Regions from separate parts of the Homo sapiens genome. Here region 2 is linked to region 1. A link is a loop called in an ENCODE intact Hi-C map of the cell type or tissue named here. Cell type or tissue: ascending aorta. All regions are shown on one strand. Links, peaks and the distances in the headings refer to the core of each region. The heading gives the core; the rest is flanking DNA.

Evidence for each region. Hi-C counts contacts between places; a loop is a spot of excess contacts. Peaks named below come from ENCODE experiments on the same cell type or tissue, not always from the same donor. Only the 100,000 strongest peaks of a DNase experiment are listed, where the experiment ranks them.
Region 2: a loop joins it to region 1, with 2.6 times the contacts of the local background. A loop is called at or near these places in 7 of 110 quality-filtered maps.

Annotation. Positions count from the first base shown.
Region 1 is chr18:61,946,362-61,953,027 of GRCh38, forward strand. No RefSeq gene overlaps it. Among named protein-coding and RNA genes, the nearest start is that of RNF152, 57 kb to the left of the region's middle. In ascending aorta, for the core only: no CTCF peak of the experiment used is centred there; a DNase peak (open chromatin) is centred at 3,730; H3K4me3 peaks cover 1,110 bases; H3K27ac peaks cover 1,709 bases.
Region 2 is chr18:61,994,236-62,000,901 of GRCh38, forward strand. No RefSeq gene overlaps it. Among named protein-coding and RNA genes, the nearest start is that of RNF152, 100 kb to the left of the region's middle. RefSeq lists an enhancer at 6,490-6,666. In ascending aorta, for the core only: no CTCF peak of the experiment used is centred there; no DNase peak of the experiment used is centred there; H3K27ac peaks cover 1,014 bases.

The sequences.
Region 1 (6,666 bases), core at 674-5,673:
TTTTTCTTTACATTCTGATATTAGGATTATTTTAATAAATTGAGCAAAGCCTTTGAATCTTATCATTCAGAAGTATTTTCTGCTTTTCCCCCCCACTTACTGAAATACAAAAACAAATCAGAAATTGATGCCGAAAGAAATATCAAAGGAGCCTAAGTAAAGGACTGAACCAGATCCTCAGACAGTTGAACCTACAGGGAATAGACTCATAGGTACAGGCTTCTCATTGTGAGCCAACTTCTTCACCCCAGACTGCAAGACTGTACCAAGAGACTGAATCAGGATCCTGGAACTTTTCCCCTCCCGAAGCAAATGACTTCATGGAAACAGACTGTTTAGTCTAAGATCAACAAAATACAAATGAATTCCCTAGGACGAGGTGAATGAAATGCAGTGATTTAATTGCAGTCAGGATTCTATTTTAAATGGGCATGGCAAGAAACCCCTTTTCTTCTTAATCTAGCACTGACCCTCAATTTGACAGATTATGCTTGTTCAAATTGGTGTGAAATCTTCTTTAAATGGTATCTTGTTCCAACTGAGCCCTTGGAATTCAGGGAAAAAAAGTCTTAATAACATAGACTATAAATTAATATAGGAATAATGATTTTATAAAAAATAATGAGATGGAACACTAATAACGATTAAATATTATGCAAAGTGCCTTCACTAAATTCCTCTACTCTCTGTAACTGTAAATTATTTGCATAAGTTCAACAAGAATATGTTCCTTTTCCAGCCAGGGTATAATTGGATAAATCAAATCTATAACCACGATCATGCCAGAAACCTCATCTAATTAGGTAAGACAAGCCCAGGGACTATGCCTCCACATGTGGGGAGTAAGGCCCTCGAGGTCCTCCCATGAAATTGATCTACAGTCTGCTCTGTGACTTATGGGACCCCTGCCTCAAAGGCAGGCAGGGAATATTGACAACAAAAAGATATCAGGGAAAGATGAGACTCTAATACTTTTAAAAGTTAGAGGCACTTTGGGCAAAGGCTGGGCAAAGGCTGGTAGATGTGAATTGGATGGTTCTTGGTTCCTGATCTCAGTGGACCAACTGAGAAGGAAAACAAAATACTTCTGAAATATAAAGGTAAATTATACCCTTAGGGGTTTAACAAGGCCTCCAGCACTAACTTTTAAGTGTTAATATCATGTTGCTCTAGCTTTATTAAAACTAAAAAAAAAGGGGGGGTCCTTGTGTAATGTGTAACACTCATTGCTCCTATGAAAATAAAAATCATCAAATAAAGCAAAATATCAAATTAATGATACTGAGTCGGAAAATCACTAGGCATCTTATGTGACCAAACTGCACCTTAGGGACGGGGAACTTGAACAAAAGAGGGATCTCCCTAGGCAAAACTGATCCTTTGCTCTGCTTCACTGTGATTAAGAATATGACATAGTACAGTTAGGAAAAAAGGGGAAAGAGTTTGCACTCTGAGATAAACCAAAAATAATAGGGTCGCTCTGTTGATGTCTGTTCCCCCAGATAATAAAAACTTGAACAATTCCAACAACCCTGCCTGACTCTCTAAACCAAAAACAAACAAACAAACAAAAAATGGCTTTATCCCTGACTTTCACAATGCCAACACGTGTGAGTATGATGATCGTGTGAAAAAGTTATTGTATTCCACCAAGAACGAAGTAATATAAATTTGACCAACTTGTAAGGCTATGGTTTTCTTCCTGTATTTGGTTCTTTCTAAGGAGGATCAGTCCTTTTGAAATCTGACTCCCTTCACGTCTTTGTAAATTAACTTTTCTTCATTTCTTCTTTCTAAATGCTTTTGTCTGTTGCTTTCTGTGCAGAAAATCACCACCCTTCAGTATTAATCAGACACTCGCATAGGGGAGGGTTACTCACTCTTTTGGGACATTTTTCACACAAGCCTATCTGGCAATTTCCTGCCATGAAAAGGGACCACCCTGGCTGCCCTCTTTCTCCCTCCCCAGGGGCTTCAAAGCCACAGGCCTGAGTGTTCACTGTCAAGGGAGCGCATAGACACTGTCACCATGGCTGAGGACCAATTAGCTTTTCAGGGCTGCTGTTCTGCAGAGACAGAACTATAAAAAGGAGATCTGTTTCTGTTACAGTTACCAAAGGTAAAGGGACCCTTGGTGCCACTTGCTTAGTTAGGGACGCGGCATTGCTCATTGTGCAGCATGTGTGAATTTCACTCTGTACATCCTTGGTCTCATTCCATTTCCATAAGCTCATGTCCCGGTTATATTCAGGAAGCTCAGCCTCTGATCCCCTGGAATGTGCTAAAGCAGAAAAGGAAAAAGCTGCACTGCTATTCTTGGTCAGCTTCATAATGAGGAGCTTCAGATTTTCTATAAAATGAAAGAGATTCAATTGGGTGAGGTCACCAGGTCACAATCTCCCTGAGAACACTGCTATTCAGAGCAAACCTCCTTCCCAGAGGGGTCCTTAAAGTTTAATAACATCAGTCAACTGCAGCAAGACCCTGTGAGAACACAATCTAAAAATGAGCTTCTGTGTGCCATCTATTATGGGGAGATCCGGTTTACCTTGTGTGCAATTTTAGATCATCAAAGGTGACATTGAGTGCTGGCTCCTAAATTTCAATCACAGCCTTAAACACCCTGTGATTTAGCCAGTAGCAGTTCTGTGGCTCTTTGAAAACAAAAGGCCACCTTCACAAGCCTGGGGGAAGGGTTTACCCCGCAGTGGAAGGCAGAGAAGCACACACAGTAAAAACCACGCAACAAAAACATGTCTGCTGAGTTGCTACAGCAGGACACGGGATTGTGATGTCCCTGGTAGCATGCTGTCAGATATTTTTTATGTGGGACTTCTCTTTTGGTTTAGAATTTACATAGTATGACATCTAGCTTCTTAACACTTAACATCAAACTCAGTGAAAGAGAAAGTAGCACCCAAGGAAGGAAAAAGTGTGCCCTTCACATTGCTACCCACCGATGCATCCAAAAACAAGGGCACATCTCCAATAAATCTTGTTGAGTGAAAAGGGCAGACACAATGAGTATACATTGTTACGATTCCATGGAGATGAAGCCTAAGGACAGGTAAAATGAATCTGTGATGATAGAAATCAGGAAGTGGTTGCCTCTGAATGATGGTCTTGATTGGGAAGGGGGATGAAGGAGTCTGGGGTAATAGATATAGTTGTTTACATGGGTATATGCATATGCAAACATTCCTCAAGCTTGACTGTATATAAGTTACATCTTGATTCTAAAAATTAGCCCTAAAGTTGGGACTTCTAAGACCACTCATTAAAGGCAAGTGGCAGATCCCCATTCCCTGCCCTACCCTCACTCCCCCCGTGCCTGAATAGGCCCAATACTGCCCAGGGCTGCTTGTTGTCCCTCATGAGCGGTGGTGGTCCCACTGCTCATCTGGCCCATGGTTCCCCCGTATGGAAATTCTGGGACACAGCCAGGGTGCCCACTTCTCTCTGTGCTCACCCAGCTCATCCAGTCTGTGTTTTTCCCTCCTTTTGACCAAAATACTGCAGTGAGATTGCCATCAAGATGAGACGGATGTGTTCTGGCATCTCCCGACCACCTCTGTCCCCCTCACCATTCCCCTTCGGAAATACACGTCCCCAGCCTGATGCAGTCTGACCTGCAGTCACTCCCTGCTTCTGACTCCGCAGCAACCCCGGGAACGTTTCCCACCCACTTTGCTGTCTGCTTTGTTCCATTCCTTTTTCTTGGTTAATCACAACATCCATGCTCGTTTGTGCCCTGTTTATGAGTCACTATACGTGCTGGAACCTGAATTGAAACTGGAATGCAAAACCCTTGAGCCAAATCATGACGGGAGTCTGACCTCGGCTCTCCTAGCTCATCCCTGGGCAGCCCCAAAGCCTGTCCTTCTCCCTGTCTCTCTCACCCGTGAGGGCAGCTCTCTGATTTGATATGGGCTTTCAGTTATTAGGTTTCACTCTGGGTGTGTCTAACAATACTAGGATGCTATCGGTTTATTAGGCATTGGAATTGGGATGCTTAAGCAAAACAGGGAGAAACGTGGAGACATCTTTGGCCAAGCTCAGATGCAAAACTGTATTGAGAGATAAGCACTATTACGGGTTTCCTCTTCAGTGTGGTGACATTTTTAAATGGGAGCAGAGGAATTTTTTCCATTTGTTTCCTTCTATTAACAACATCCCTTATAACATTCCTGAGATCTCAGGGAAACGGTCACCCATGTTTTAGTTTTGTCTCATACTATATAAATTAGAAGCAAAGTAAATTTCTGCATGTGTACTCCCCTGAGACCAGACAATGTTCCCTGAAACCTGGCATGCACCTTCAGAGCCCTGGCACTGGGTGTGAATTTCAAAACCATATTTTTCTCTCCAAATAATTGTCCTTGTCCATGCTCAGTCAGGTGTTTCCTCACATAAATCCCTAGGCTTCAATTAAAATCCAAACAGAAAGGAACTGCTACTCATTTTTTAACCATTTAAATAGAATAGCTTTCTGCATCCACATTAATTCTTTTTATAGGCTATGAAGGGTCTATATGTACTATGATTTCTTTATTTGTATTAGAGTTTTATATTTGCAAAAATAATTTATGTTGTTTAATTCATCAGCCCTTATGGTACCTTTGAAAGAGCAGAATTATACTCCCATTTCAGAGGCAAAAAAGTACAAATCAAGGTCATGTCTGAGAAAGCCTTTAAGAACTCAAGGATTACGTTTCCAGTTTGTGTCTTCGTTTGTAAGTTTTTCCAAATCCTTTGGTTCCATGACCACTGTCTTCCCATCAGCCACCCAAAACATTGTTGGGAATGTCCTTCACTGTGACTCCGTGGATGCCAAAGGAGCAGTGATCCTACAGAAAGTCCAGTGTTCCTTCATGTGGCCCTTGAGGTTCCTGGAGAGAAAACCCTGGAATGCTTCAGGGTTTCAACTGTTGGAAACTCTTCCTGCTTTTCATTCCTCTAATTGCTTACAGTCCCTAAAACCTCAAACGCTTATTTCTTTTTGTCCCCTAATGGTTCTCATAACAGCAGCAGTGGACCAGAGCTGTCTAGTTGTAAGAATAAAAATTTTCTGGATCCAGGGCTGGAATTGTTAGGGAGGACTGTGGTGACGCATTCTGCATTTCCTTTTTTGGAAACAGAGTCTAGCTCTGTCTCCCAGGCTAGAGTGCAGTGGCGCGATCTTGGCTTACTGAAGCCTCCACCTCCCGGGTTCAAGCGATTCTCCTGCCTCAGCCTCCAGAGTAGCTGGGATTACAGGAGCTCACCACCATGCCCAGCTAGTTGGTTCAGGGTTTTCCATGGTGATTGGCCCCATCTCCGGCACTACCCCAATGTAGTTACACTGCTGTCAGCAACACATTCAGTAGGTCAGAGTTTTAGGGCCTCCTTCAATGTCAAAAGCCAATTCTTTTTGCCACTTACCTATTACCCAGGAAAATGAAAGGATTCATGCTGCTTACTGTTTCTTCTGTATGGTTAAATGTAAGAGACATGGGGCATTTGCTTGGAGACACATGGACATTTATTTCAACTTCAGGATGTCGCTGAGTTCCACTGAAAACATTCTCTTGGGGTGAATTAAAAAAAAAAAAACCCTTCCAGGGTTGTTGATGCTAACATTACAATGGCCTTAAACATGCTACAGTTCCTGGACTAAGGAGGATCTTACCAATGCTACTCAGGCATGACATTGCCTTAGACAGCCAATCACCTTGTTTCCTAATTAGATAAGGGCCTACACATTATTTTGTGAGAGAGAGACCAAAATTCTATCAGCCATAAAGTAGGCTGGAGAAATCCCAAATCCTTTTTCTACCTTGTCACTTCGTTGCAAGACATTACCTACCGCTATTCCAATCACTAATTGGTGCTTTCTGCTATACAACAAATGAGCTAAAACTTCTGAGTTGGTTTCATTTCCTTTAAATTCTGCTCATTACTAAGAAGTACCAAACCTCAAGCTTATTAAAACCAGAGTGTGGGCTGCTTATCACCAGGGGCTATGTCCTTTCACTGTAAGAGAACTCAATTTGCATCTTCTGGGATTTTCCCTCACCTCCTCCGGGGAGCTTAAGCGAGTCTCCGCAAGCCTCACTGGAGGCCTTGTTACAGTCAGCTCACCAGAGACAGGGAGCAGACAGCATTTTTACCCACGGATCCATGAATCATCACCACCACACATTCTCAGCAGCAAAACTGGGCTTTCCACTACCTGAGGCTGTCTCTTAAATACAAACAATTCTCCACTCATAAACAGTGCCTTTTCAAGCAATTGTTAGAAATGCGGAATGTGGCTGAGCTAGGTGGCTCATGCCTGTAATCCCAGCACTTTGGGAGGCTGAGGCGGGTGGATCACCCGAGGTCAGGCATTCGAGATCAGCCTGGCCAACATAACAAAACCCCATCTCTACTAAAAATACAAAAATTAACCGGGCGTGGTAGCAGATGCCTGTAATCCCAGCTACTCGGGAGGCTGAGGCAGAAGAATTGCTTGAACCTGGGAGGCGGAGCTTGCAGTGAGCCAAGATCGTGCCACTGCACTCCAGCCTGGGAGACAGAGTGAGACTCCACCTCAAAAAAAGAAAAGAAAGGAAGGAAGGAAGGAAGGAAGGAAGGAAGGAAGGAAGGAAGGAAGGAAGGAAGGAAGAGGGAAGGAAGGAAGGAAGG
Region 2 (6,666 bases), core at 643-5,642, 48 kb after region 1:
GACCCTCTATGAGCTGGCCCTCATACTTTCCTACCATCTCTCTCATTTTTCCTCATTTGCTGAAAGCGCTGGGTAAGTGTATTCATAATCACAACTTGTAGGTCCCCTGTCTACATATTTTCTTACGATGCACTTCTCATGTAGTATGGTGGTTCCCATCTAGAATTAATTATTGTCAATATTTCAAAAATCCTAATAGGAATTAAACAGTCACCTAGAATAATAATCTCATAGACTAACTAAAATATGAAGTTTCTTGACTTTTGGCCAAAAATGCTAACTCACTGTGAAATACTGATTATCTCATCTGATTAGAAACTCTGATTAACAGTAATGCATGGGTTTTTCTATCAAATTGAAAAGTGAAGTACCTCTTGATAAATGCAAATTTACTTATAATGACAAATCTTTTAAACAACAACATGGGGTGGAGGAGGGAATAGGTAATTTAAAAATTGTCCCTTGGTGATAGAAAGTTTAGGAACCAATTGACCTACTGTGGTCTTTATTCTAGCTTCAATTTTTAAATTAAAATTCTTTACGTTTTTTGGCATCTCAAATAAATTCTTCCTCCATGAAGTCTTCCCCTATATTATCAAGAAGAAGTCATCTCTCCTTGCTTTTTGATCCTATATTATGGTATATATGCTGTTCTCATAGCAATCTGCTTTCCTGTTTTGTTGGCTTTAAGATACTATCAATTATAATCTGTATCGTTATTTTATATACAACAAAGAAAGAGGAAACACTAACTACCAACTAAACTACAGCATATCATCTTGAATTTAAAATGTAAAAAAGTGCAAAAAATGTTACAGAATTGATGAGAAGCAACATGATGAGTAGTTTGCATTTCATTTCCCTTACTACATCTTTGAGAGCCTCATTTATTTCTGTTTCCTCAGGACCTTATACTATGCCTTACATGTGGTGTATATTCAATATGTGTATTATGTTGAATTATTAGCTTAGAACTGCCCCAAAAGACTTTCAAAACTCGGTGACATTAAGGCCCTTAATTTGTTTCTGTCTTTTGCATTCACTTATAGACAAGTCCCATCTATAAATTGGACTATAAAAAAGAAAGCATGGAATCCTAACAGACTCCTCATCTACATATCAGAAGTAAACATTTAAAAAATTTGTTAGTTTTCTCTTGTGCTTTTTATTCGGATAACTTGAAGTGCTATACAGAATATTCCCTATTTGCAACTCTTGAACAATTTATTTTAAAAAATTGGGGCAAGCAGGGAAGAGCATACAGGAGCAAAAAGAGAGAAGGAAAAGTCAATTCAAAACTGAAATCTCTTCTTTTTGTCCCTGGAAAACACCATGGGCTTAGTGGACCAATGGATGTTTGATTGGCTGGATGGGTGGAGGTTTGGATGGATGATTTGATTAACTATTACTACAATAGTGCTATGTAACCAACAACAACAAAACCTCAGTGCCATACAACAATTCACATTTATTTACTTCACATGGTTCAACTGGGCCCTCTGCTGATCTTGGCTGGACTCAGCCACATACATATATACAGGCCAGCTGGGAGGCTGCTGGTCTAGGTGGGGCTAAGCTAGGGCATCTAGGCTGAAGTCATTCTGCTCCACATGCCTTTCCTCTTCCTGGGAACAGAGATCTGGCCTGGACATGTTCTCATGGTAATTGGCAGAGCGTAGAAGAGCAAGCAGAAACATACTGGTCTTCATAAGACTGAGGCTAGGCTCAGAGCTGTGTGCACTGTCACTTTTGCCACATTCTATTGGCTGAAGCAAGTAACATAACCAAACTCAAGTCAAGAAGCAGGGAAATACATCCTGCCTCTTCAGAGGAGGACTTGCAAAGTCACATGGCAAAGGGCATATAGTTACAGGAAGGAGCAAAGAATTGGGGTCAATGATGCCATTCTACCCTGTATGGCAATGACGGTATCCTACACATAAATATTGATCTAGAGTTGACAAAGTATATTCACAAGTATTTTCTCATTTAATTTGAACAACTAAATGAGAAGGGCAGAGTAGATATAATTATTACAACTTTACTAAACAAAAAGCAGCGGAGAGGAGGTGGGAAAACTTAGAGAACTTAAGAAACTTGTCCAAGATATACACTATTAAGTGGACACGATGGAATTAAAATCCACATTACAGTAGTCATTTTGGGTTATCACTTACAGTTTCACTGTAGGCATAGAGTTTGTGTGCTTTTGGTAAAGGACTATGTCAATTCAGAACAATTCCTGATATTGGCCTTTATCTTTGGGAACAACCAACCACACCCAAAGTTCCTTGGATGTCAGCTCTGGCTGGCTTCTAGGCTACATATATAAGCACAAGTTGCTGCTTGTTTTTAGATAAATACATTAATTTGTGAAGAGATTGGGCTGGGTGTACCAAGAATGATGAAAAACCACATTGATGGCTGCACTGAAATGTAAACAGCATCACACACTGATAAACTGCTTATGGATTTTCTGTCTTCAACTGATTGGAAAATAGACTAGTTTGAGGTGATGAACTGTTAACATGTTGGAAGTAATTGGTTTAGTAAGAAAAAAGGTGTTAGTTTAGAAATATCAATATTGCTGCCCTCCTGGTAGATTAATATATAGTATAAACAGAACAAAATCAGAGCTCCCCAATGATCTGATAATTTATTATTTCATTTACCACCACATCCAGCTCACAAACATGACTCTCAGAGTATGTAGGTTTTTTCATCTCTACCAGAAACACTGTCACCTTGCTATTCAATTGCTGCCGTTTACATACAGAGTGTCAAAAAACACAATTACAACAAATTTAGCTTAAATATCTCAATTGGCTTTATTGTGATTCTAGAACAGGGCAACACTTCATTCCATAAAATAAAATAAGTGTTCCAGTGAACTGAACAGGGGAGGTTGGCTTTATATACATAAAAGGGGATGAAGAAAGGAAAAACAAAGAACGAAAATGAATTGGCCATTTCAAAGTTAATTTCCTTGCAAGGCAGGGATAGGGAGACAGAACAATCTGAGGGGTTAACAGCAGGTTACTTCGGGTCAGTCTGTTGTAAGGATTAAAACAGAGGGAATATCATTTTCATGCTGATTGAAGATTGAAACTCGTCTCTTTGGGAAATTGGGCTATCTCTCTCTTCTGATTTCTTGGAAGGCCAGATAACAACAACTCAGGGTGGGTTTGGTGAGCATGGGTGATTCCATCTTGATTTTTAGTCTGGTCTGTTGGAACCCAGTGCAGGAGTTTAGTCCAAAACAATGGCCTCGCATAGTTTTTATTTAATAAGAGGGAGGAAGCATGAAGGTCAAGGTCACCTAATGAAATAAAGATTGGGAGTAGAAATAGGAGGGATAATTGAAGTTCCCAGTAACTTTCTAATAATTATACCAATAACTCTTAGTCAACCTAGTCTTCAGTGGGAACCATCCTTGAGCCTCCTGCCAAACACACGCAAAGTTAGGACCCCTGTTAGGATCTCAGAGCATCCTACACTGTTCTTTTGTAGCACTGTGTCATTTGCAATGCACTGTTTATTCATATGACTATGATTATGAATTGTCACATCCTACTTAGACTGTTAGACTTATGAGGAGAAATCAGGACATTTCTGGTTCATCTCTTACATCCTAGGACCTAGAACAATGCCTCCTACATATTAGGCACTCTTCACATTCGCCAGATGAAAGACTGATTTAATGTCACCAGTTTTTATCACTTCTGCCTCCTTACAGCATGTTCTCCGTGACTCAGAATGGAGAGGGTATAGGAGAAAGCATGCTCTTGATCAGGTGCCCTGTCCCACTTTCTGAGGGTTTCTCCTCGTGAATAAAACACAGCTCTTTCTATTCTTTCCCATCTCTTGACACCAGCCTTCATGCTCTGTACTCCAGATGCATTGCCCTCCATTGCCCTTCTTTCAGTTCCTGAACCTGCAAGCCCACCAGCCCCTGGGTCACTGCACAAATAGCCCATCTGCCCTGAACACCAACTATGCACCCCCTCCTACCATTTAAATGACTCATCTCCCACCTGCAGGTCAAGCATTGCCTTAGGGAAGCCTTTATTGACTCCCCAGACTAGGTCAGGTGTCCCATGTCCCATCACAGTCTCTCACAGAATCACCTACTGCTCTCTTTGGTCGCAGAAACCACAGTTGCTATTTTTCATTTGTTTGTGCTCCATGAAGGCAGCAACCATCACAATTTTGCTTACCACCTAAACCCCTGAGTTTTGCTCACCATTTAACACTCAGAGTTTGACATTGTACCTGACATTTGTTCAGAACTAAATAAATATTTATTGAATGAATCAATCGATGAAGGAAACGCACACGCACACATCTCTTACATCTCTTCCTCTCTTCCCGTAGGCATGAGAACCCAGACGCAATAAATCTGACTCTACAATTAACTTTCTTTGATATATCGATACATTTGAATTCAAGTGACCCAGGTTTTAGCCAAGAAACAAGTCCCAACAAATTGTCCACAGATTCTTTGCCTAATTCAGGCAAGATGTTTCTTTCACCTCAGGCTACCTATTAGGAATCGTTTAATTAAAAAAAAAAAAAAAAGATGCAAAAATACCTGTCTCCTTAGAGAGAGAGTTTATCTCACCATCAAACCAATCATTAGTGAGCTTTCTCTTTATAACTGTTTTCTGATTTATCACAGTTTATCACTCATATTTTAAAAACTCCTTCTATACCCACCCTGCCACATATGGCCACAGCTTGTTTGCAAAGAATGCTGATCATGCTTTCAAACAAAACTGTTCCCATATGCTTGTGATTCATTTCCCCCTTCCTGCCTTTGCTTCATTTGTTTTAGAATTGGAGTTTAATTTTGAAACCATTGCTGTGACAGGAAGTGACTAGGGAGAGGAAGAATTAGAAGAGAGGGACCTCAGAGCTGAGAGGGATGAATGAAATGGTATGTTGCTTATTCAACCCACAGATGGGATCAAAGACTGTTAGATTGAAAAAGCCCTTTAAAGTAATACCATATTCCCACTTGATCCTTTCCTTCCAGCTTAAAGCAGAGGGCTGGGAAAAACATGATCTTATCTCCATTTCTGGAATGCATGACAGTCCCATTATATACCTTACAACAGAATAGCAGCATAGGGCTCAGTTGCTGACCAGAGTGACATTTTGAAAAGTGCAAGCATCCTGTCTCCAAGGAATATTAATAAAATCATGAAATGAGTTGGCTGATATTTTCTGCTGCCTATTGCAACTCAACACATGACCTTTTAATGGAGCAAAATATTTGTAATATAAAACTAGCCTGGCATTCTTAGATAATTTATTCATTCAACAAATATTATTCAGCATCCATTATGTGTCATAGCCCTTTCTAGGCATAGGATTCAAGAGTGAAAAAAAACAAAGAAATATCCTGCCCTCACAGAGCTTATATGCTAAAGGGAGAGGACAAACAACCAAGCAAGAATATATATATGTACTATAAAGGAAGAAGAAGGGAAAAGGACAGAAATGCAGGGGAGTGAGGTTGGGGGGTTGTTATTTTGAAAAGGATGGTCAGAAAAAGGTCTTATCTATCAGGTAAAGAGGTAAACCACATGGCCATGGAGGGGACAATGTGTTAGGCCATTTCTGCATTACTATAAAGGAATACCTGAGACTGGGTAATTTATAAAGAAAAGGGGTTTAATTGGTTCATGGTTTTGCAGGCTATATAAGCATGGCACCAACATCTGGTCAGCTTCTAGTTCAGGCCTCAGGAAGCTTACAATCATGGCAGAAGGTGAAGCAGGAGCAGGCATATCACATGGTGAGAGCAGGGGCAAGAAAGAGAAGGAAGAGGTTTCAGACTTAAACAACCAGATATTATGTGAACTCAGTGAGAACTCACTCATCACCAAATGGATGGTGCTAAGCCATTTGATATGGTTTGGCTGTGTCCCCACCCAAATCTCATCTTGAATTCCCACATGTTGTGGGAAAGACCTGCTGGGAGGTAACTGAATCATGGGGGCAGGTCTTTCCCATGCTGTTCTCATGATAGTGAATAAATCTCACAAGATCTGATGGTTTTAAAAAGAGGAGTACCACTGCACAAGCTCTCTCTCTTTGCCTACTGCCATCCATGTAAAATGTGACTTGCTCCTCCTTGCTTTCCACCAAGATTGTGAGGCCTCTCCAGCATGTGGAACTGTAAGTTCATTAAACCTCTTTCTATTGTAAATTGCCCAGTCTTATGTATGCCTTTATCAGCAGCATGAAAATGGACTAATACATTGTTCATGAGGGATCTGCCCCCATGATCCAATCACCTCCCACTAGGACCCACCTTCAACATTGGGAATCACATTTCAATAAGAGATTTTGAGGGGACATACATCCAAACCATATCATTCCACCCTTGGCCCTCCCAATTTCATGTCCTTCTCACATTTCAAAATACAATCGTGCCTTTGCAATAGTCCCCCAGAGTCTTAACTTGTCCTCACCTTAACTCAAAAGTCCCAAAGTCCAAAGTCTTATCTAGAGATGGGTTCCTTCCACCTATGAGGCTGTGATATCAAAAGCAAATTATTTACTTTCAAGATGCAATGGTAGTATAGGCATTGAGGATACAGTCCCATCCCAAAAGGGAGAAATCAGCCAAAGAAAGGGGTAATAGGCCTCAAACAAGTC